Linked DNA regions of Homo sapiens: all the other regions are linked to region 1. Evidence: chromatin loops called from intact Hi-C (ENCODE). Cell type or tissue: CD4-positive, alpha-beta T cell. All regions are shown on one strand.

What was found. Peaks named below come from ENCODE experiments on the same cell type or tissue, not always from the same donor. Only the 100,000 strongest peaks of a DNase experiment are listed, where the experiment ranks them.
Region 2: a loop joins it to region 1, with 4 times the contacts of the local background. A loop is called at or near these places in 11 of 110 quality-filtered maps.
Region 3: a loop joins it to region 1, with 7 times the contacts of the local background. A loop is called at or near these places in 13 of 110 quality-filtered maps.

Annotation. Positions count from the first base shown.
Region 1 is chr22:37,198,377-37,200,876 of GRCh38, forward strand. It overlaps a transcript of C1QTNF6 not described here. Among named protein-coding and RNA genes, the nearest start is that of C1QTNF6, 11 kb to the left of the region's middle. RefSeq lists an enhancer at 1-472 and silencers at 155-384, 1,175-1,354. In CD4-positive, alpha-beta T cell, CTCF peaks have their summits at 239 (motif pointing left), 439 and 1,293 (motif pointing left); DNase peaks (open chromatin) are centred at 265, 1,145 and 2,352; H3K4me3 peaks cover 1,712 bases; H3K27ac peaks cover 1,517 bases.
Region 2 is chr22:36,855,487-36,857,986 of GRCh38, forward strand. The region is part of intron 1 of NCF4-AS1 (NCF4 antisense RNA 1); the gene reads right to left. Among named protein-coding and RNA genes, the nearest start is that of NCF4, 4.3 kb to the right of the region's middle. In CD4-positive, alpha-beta T cell, CTCF peaks have their summits at 1,052 and 1,251 (motif pointing right); a DNase peak (open chromatin) is centred at 1,055.
Region 3 is chr22:37,259,722-37,262,221 of GRCh38, forward strand. All of the region lies in intron 2 of LOC107985576 (a long non-coding RNA gene), which reads right to left. Among named protein-coding and RNA genes, the nearest start is that of RAC2, 17 kb to the left of the region's middle. RefSeq lists an enhancer at 880-1,419. In CD4-positive, alpha-beta T cell, CTCF peaks have their summits at 52 (motif pointing right), 1,316 (motif pointing left) and 1,515; a DNase peak (open chromatin) is centred at 1,310.

The sequences.
Region 1 (2,500 bases):
AGCCCCTGGCCACCATCCTGCACTCGCCCACGTTCCAGCCCAGGGTCAGGAGAGGGTGTGAAAATAGGCACATTCAGTCAGCGCTTACAAAGCACGGCGCGCTTCATGTATTTAAAAAATAAAATGTGTGCCTGTCAAAAAGGGAGACAGGACAGTAAACATGATTCCTGGCGTCCGCTATGTAGGCTCTGAGTGGCAAGTCACAGATCTAACTGTTCAAGCGCAGAGATCAATTTCAACAAAGGAAGACGCGAGCGCCTCCTGCTGGGCAGAGCCCCCGCGCCCGGGAACCCGGGACGCTCCCCGCTCCCCGGTCCCCGGCCCCCGCCCGTCCCACCAGCCCGTCCCCTCAGGGAACTTTGGGGCAGGCCAGGGCGCCCATGCACTCGCTTCTTCCTCCAAACCCCCGCAGTCCCCGCAGCAACCCCCACCCCCCACACACAAACCGGCTTCCTCCCACGAGGAGAGCCCCGGGCCTGGTTCTACCGACTCCCCCACGTTGAACCGCCCAGGGGCCGGGGAAAGTTTCGCTCTCCGGAACCAGGTTCCCCGTCCTGGGCTTTCAGGACGTCGGATCCCAAAGGTGTTCAGCGGAGTTGGGCGGGCTGTCATGTTTTACAAAAGGGGAAACTGAGTCTGGAGAGCGCCAGCTCCGCGCCAGGCCCTCTGCCCCGGCGGGAAACCTGCTGATTGTTGGAGGGGAAACCGAGACTCAGGGACACTGAGGGGCAGCAACTTCCTCCCCCGACACGACAGAACAGTGGCAGAGCCTGCCTGCTGGGGCGTGCGGCTGGCGCCAACCTCTCCCTTTCTCCCTGCAAAACGAAGGCGAAAGACGCCCCCACGCCAGGCTCGGGGAGCCCCTCCCTCTCCACCCGCTTCCCCCTCAAACCCTGGTTCGTGTCTCCCTCTGCATAGCCCAGGGCCCAGGCAAGCGGAACCCCTACATCCACGACAGCGCCACGGGCCCGAGGGACGAGGACCTGCCTCTCTGGCCCACCCGGGCCTCGCGCCCGGAGGGCGGAGCCACAGCCGCGCCGGGAAACTGCCTTTGCACTTCCGGCGTAGGGCGAAGCCGAGCAGATCGGAACAAGGCCGAGTCTGGCCGAGTGCTGCCGAATACAGCCGAGTAGAGCCGAGCCTGGCCGAGTGGAGCCAAGGGTCGCCGAATAGAGACGAGTCCAGCCGAGCGGAGCTGCGGGTCGGATACCACGCGGCTACTGGGCGAGGCCTGAGGACCCGCGGCGCCCCCTGCCGGGCCTGGGGAGCACAGAGCCACGCTCCAGCCGTCCCCGCAGCCCTGCGACAGGCTTTTGAGATGGGCGTGGGAGCCCATTTTTTCGGATGAGGAAACTGAGTCTACGAGAGGTTCTGAGGCTGGCTCAAAGGCACTCAGCGCTAAGAGGCAGTGGCGCTGGGGTTCAAACCCGATTGCGTGGCCAGGAGCTCACCTTTCACTGCCGACCACGTAATGGGCATCGTGCGTTTGTTCCGTTCTCCCTCTGGCAGCTGCCGTTTGATAAGGCCCAACAGGGAGAGCCCCTCCCTTCTGAAGAGCAGGCGCAGGGTCCTGGCTGGAGCTCAGAGGCAACCCCTGATCTTACAGAGGGAGACACCAGGCAGGCTCTGGGGCCTGTTGAGCCAGCAGTTCCCCTGAGCAAATATTGACACATTTGCTGGCCTTTAAAGCGGACAGGAGGGTGGAGAGGCCACATCCCAGCTCTTCCCCTGCTAGGATCCGATACACCCCACCCCACCGTAGGCCTCAGTTTCTCCACCTGTAAGATGGTGACAGAGGATGTGGGTTCCAGGAGAGTGTGAGCCAGAACCTGAGGTGTCTGGGACCCCAGGGGACCCTGAGTGTGGCCCAGGCACCTTTTTTTTTTTTTTTTTTTAAGATGGAGTCTCGCTCTGTCACCCAGACTAGAGTGCAGTGGTATGTTCTCCGATGACTGCAACCTCCGCCTCCTGGGTTCAAGCGATTCTCCTGCCTCAGCCTCCCGAGTAGCTGGGACTACAGGCACGTGCCACCATCAAGCCCAGCTAATTTTTTTGTATTTTTAGTAGAGACGAGGTTTCACCATGTTAGCCAGGATGGTCTCGATCTCCTGACCTCGTGATCCGCCCGCCTCGGCCTCCCAAAGTGCTGGGATTACAGGCGTGAGTCACCGCGCCCAGCCGGCCCAGGCACTTTTTTTGAGCCTATGAGAAAATGAAGGTTTGTCTCACCCTCCACACACAGGTGTGCACTCATGTGTGCCCGTCATTCACCCCTCAGTGTGGTGCACGCTGCTGTGAGGTTTGCTGGAGGCCTGCTGGGATTCTGGGGAGGAACCAAGGTCCCCATGGGGCCTGGGCTGCCCTCTGCCTGTTGGGTCTTCCCAGAGGGTGTTGTCTGCCATGGCCACCAGGGACACCAGTGGCCTCAGAGCTCTCCCCACGCCCAGCATCACTCCCGTCCACTCAGCCCCCATTTTCATAGTTTTGTTTTTAAACTATG
Region 2 (2,500 bases), 340 kb before region 1:
CTTGGTTTTCCCCAAATTGTACTTGATTCTGTATGTGTGTACATGTTTGAGCATGGGTATGCATGCACGTGTATATTTGCATGTGTGTGCATGCATGTATGTGCATTTCTATATGCCTGTGTGTACATGCATGTGTGTGCAGGTGTACATGTACATGTGTATATGTATGTGTCTCTGTGTACATGCCTATGTGTGCATGTGTATATGTACATGTGTATGTGTATATGTGCCTGCGTGTGCATGTGTATATATGCCTGTGTGTGCATGCATGTGTATGTGTTTATACATGTTTGTGCATGTGTATGTGTGCCTGCGTGTGCATGTGTATATGTGCCTGTGTTGTGCATGTGTGTTTATTTATGTACCTCAACAGCAGTGTGAGCTACCTGAGGGCAGCAGTTGTGCTGAATTCATCTCAATATCCTTTCTACCTGGTGCAGAGTGATACTAGATGAATGCTTGTGGAGTGAATAAATGAATGAATGAGGGCCAGTACAGCAGTTATTAAGTGTGGGTCTTGAAGCCAGACTGATGTGAGGTCCAAATCTTACTCTGCCGGTCATTAAGCAAGCCGCTTTGGTTTATTTTCCTAATCCCGTAAAGCCTGGGTTTCCTTATCTCCCGGTGGGGATAAGAATACCACTATTTTATGGGGGTTGGTGTGAGGATTAGGTAACAACAATCAGAGCCAACATGGACCAAGCCAGGCTGTGGGCCAGGCACTGTACTAAGGGCTTTGCAAATGCTAGCTCTCGTGCTCCTCCTGGCAATTTCACGGTGTAGGGGTGGTTACACAGTCAACTCTCAGAGTGACTTGGCTGTTACCGTATTTATGATGGTGGAGAGGAGATTCAGGATTCTTAGCCCCTGGGGGAAGCTTCCCCTGAGTGCAGCTCAGATTCTGGCTGATAGGGCTGTCTGGAGAGGTTGTCTGAGCCAGCAGGCTGCGCGCTCTGCCTGGCCAGCTGCAACTTGACTCTCGACTTGGCCGGGTCCTTCTAGTGCGGCTTATAGCATTCAACCTCCTCTAGGTGGCGCTGCGGAGCGGGGACTCGGCTGCTGATCGCGGCGCCCCCTGGCGGTCTGTTCCCGTCAACATTTAGATTAAGCGCAGAGCCGGTTCCGCCAGGGAAGTGCGCGTCCCGGTGCCCCCGCGTGATGAGAGCGGATGACAGATTGCGGGAAAAAGTTAGAATGTAACGTTAGTTGTATGACAGAGAGGACCAAGCTGTGCAGCAGAGGGAGACAGAAAAGGGAGGGACCAAGCCACAGCAAGGAATGATCGTCAATAACATTAACGTCTAGAATTTATTGACCACCTGCTATGCGCGAGCCACTGTCCTAAACATCTGGTATTCATTCCCTTAGTTAACACACCTCTAGTAAGTGCGTGTCTCAAGAACAGTGTCTGTGTTTCATTTAGGGCCTAGCACACAGTGGGTGTCTGGCACATAGTAGGTTCTCAACACATTTGGAAATGAATAATACAATAATCCTGCAATTTTTCTCTCCAATTAATAATGTAGAGGCAAATATTATCTCCATTTAGAAAACTGAACAATGGTCGGAGAGTTTGCACAACTAATGCGTGACACAGCGAGGGCACACGAGGTTTAGACCCAGCTCAGCCGTGTGCCAGGGCTTCTCAGAGAAGAGAAGACCCTCTGCCTTCAGGGAGTTTGCTGTCTAATTGGCCACGTCTACACCCTCCCTGCCTGGGTGGCATGCCAGGGATGGCTATTTATGGCTCAGGGAGGAGGTCCAGTGAAGTTCCCCTCATAAATTATAAAGGGAGACACATGTGGGTCAAGATTGGGGAATTCAGTGTGTGAGGGATCCCCAGGAATCTTACACTGTCCAATCAGGGATTTTCCTTCTCTTACCCTGGAGAGTGGCTGATGTAGGCAGTGGGGATTTGCTGAGTACCTATAATGAGCTCTCAAGGGTATCTCCTGGTCCTGTAGAAGAGGCTCACCTCCTCCCTATCACAGAGTTCCAGTTCCTATGGCTGGAGCTCTCAGCCCCAGCCGCTGGCTGCTCAAAGGAGAGTTTCCTCATGTCCAAAATGGGGGCTATGGTTTATCTTGTATACCCCAGCACCTGCATGAGGAAGGACTGAAAAGTGCTGTGCACTTTTGTGATTCGCACATCCAGTCCCCATTCAGGCTCTGGGGATCCCCCAGGCATGGTCTTGGTGTATTAGACTTTTTCCTGGAGATGTGATTATGAATGGGCATTAGTAAGTGGTGTTATGCAGAGATGCCCTTCTCTGAATGGCCTCTGGTATTTGTTTTTTGAGTTCTTGAGAACATATATATTTTTTGGTATTCCATGGTCTTTATCATTGTCAGGCTGTCACTGAACTGTCGCTTGCATTTGGCTGCCCCTGGTAATTTTCTTCCTTCCCCTAACTCACTGCTTCAAGTTCTTGAGTTGGCAGGAAGAGAGGACCAGGCTCCTTTTATATTTCTTCTGTGAATAAAATATGCCAGTGTCAATG
Region 3 (2,500 bases), 61 kb after region 1:
AATGTAGAGATGCGTTAGTGCCGGGAGAGGGCGTTGCGAGATTTCCAGATTGCGCGTGGCATCCTGTCTTCCCCGTCGCTCTGGGACAAAGCCCCCTCCCCTTCCTACCCAACCAAATCCTCTTCCTACTGGACCTTGGGGTGCCCCCTCTAGGCCCTCAGCAGTCACCACTCACCCCCTCCCTTTCTTAGCCCAGTCCCAACCTTATCGTGGAAGGGTAGGAACAGAGTCCCAGCCCAGCCTGCCTGTCCACCTTCAGGCACCAAACACCCTGAGGTCTGCACCAGCCGTTGCTCTAGCCCAGCGGTCCCCAACCTTTTAGGCACTAGGGACTGGCTTCGTGGAAGACAATTTTTCCACGGATTTGGGGGGATGCTTTTGGGATGATGCAAACACATTTATTGTGCACTTTATTTCTATTATTAATTGTAATACATAATGAAATAATTACACAACTCACCATCATGTAGAATCAGTAGGACCCCTGAGCTTGTTTTCCTGCAACTAGACGGTCCCATCCGGGAGTGATGGGAGACAGTGACAGATCATCATCAGGCATTAGATTCTCATAAGGAGCCTGCAACCCAAATCCCTCGTATGCGCAGTTCACAACGGGGTTCATGCTCCCATGAGAATCTTATGCCACGGCTGATCTGACAGGAGACAGAGCTCAGGCAGTAATGCGAGCAACGAGGAGCAGCTGTAAATACAGATGAAGCTTCTCTGGGGACCCCTACGCTAGTCCACAGAGGCGGGAGAAGTGGAGCGGCTTCTCCTCTCCAAACAATGCACCCCTCCATCCCCATCTCATCTCCTCCCATGGGCAGGTCTTGGGCAAGGCTTCATTCTCACTAGAAAAATCACCCTCCCTCCCCCATGGCCTTCCGGCTCCTGCCTTTCTCCTGGAGCCCTGGACCCGGGTGTCCATCCTCCAGCTCTGGGTGGTCCAGGGGCTTCTGATGCTGGGCATCTGGACATGGAGGTTGTGGGGAAAGGTTCCTTGAATAGTCGGGGAGAAGGGTGGAGAAGATCGGCCCTTGCCAGCAAGTCCTCTGTCAGGCCAGCATCCCATGGTTAACAAGCTCGTTCTGGGTCCATTTCTCTGGGTAAATGGCAGTGTACAAATAGAAGTCCCTGCCCCCAGAGAGCTCACATTCCAGGTGGGAGACAGACAATAAACAAGCTAGCAACAAATACAATCACAGTGGCAGGTGGTGAAAGCGCCATGAAAAAATGACCAAGGAGCCTTCGCTCACACACTGGATTTCTTCTGGGCGCGAGCAGAAAAACCGGCGAATCCTGATCAAGAAGGCACCCTCTGGTGGCCATATGAGGAATAGGCCACAGTGACACCAGGGCGGACGCTGAGAGACCCGGTGGGGCCATGGCAGTGTCCAGGCAAGGGGACGGAGGCTTGGGCCAGGGAGGTGATGGTGGGAAGTGTAAGAAGTGGCTGGACGGAGAGTTGGTATTGTAGAGGCTTTAGGACTTGCTGAGGGAGTCAAGAATGATGTTGGGTTTCATTCTTAGCACCTTGGCGGATGGAGGCACCATTTAACTAGGAGGGGGTGGCCGCGGGAGGAGTGGGCTTAGAGCATCCAGGAATCAAGCTTCTGTCCTGGACATTTTGGGTGAGAAGCCTGTTGAACATGAAGCTGTTGAGTGTTTGGATAGAATATTCTGGAAAAGGGGAAGGGTCCAGGCTGGAGGCATAAGCGTGGAGTTGTCCCAACGTAGATGGCATTTGCTATTGACCGAGTGTTTACATCCCTGAGAACGTATATATTGAATTCATATGTTGAAAACTAATTCCAGCGTGATGGCATTTGAAGGAGAAGCCTTTGGGAGATGATTAGGTCATTAGGGAAGGGCCCTCGTAAGTGGGCTTGTCACCTTTATAATACAGGCCCTGAGAGCTAACTAGCCCCCTCCACCACGTGAGGATACAGTGACGAGTTCACCATCTATGAACCAGAAAGCAGGTCTCACCGGACATTGAATCTGCTGGCACCGTGGTCTTGGACTTCCCATGCTCCAGAACTCTGAGAAATGAGTTTCTGGGGTTGTTGTTTTGTTTTGTTTTTTGAGACATGGTCTCACTCTGTCGCCCAGGCTAGAGTGCAGTGGTGAGATCTCAGCTTCGTAGTATATTTTGAAATCAGGTAGGGTGATGCCTCTGGCTTTGTTCTTTTTGTTCTAGATTGCTTTGGCTACTCAGGGCCTTTTGTAGTTCCATACAACGTTTAGGGTTTTTTTTTTTTTTTTTCTGTGAAAAATGACGTTGGGATTTTGATAGGGATTGCACTGAATCTGTAGCTCTTTGGGTGCTATGGACATTTTAACAATACTGATTCTTCCATTTCATGAACACAAGATATCATTCCGTTTATTTGTGTTTTCTTCCATTTCTTTTAGGACTCCAGAGACTAAGTCAGTATTTAAAGCAGCAGGAGGCCACCCAGGGAAGGAATGCAGCTCAAGACCCCATCCACCCAGCAGC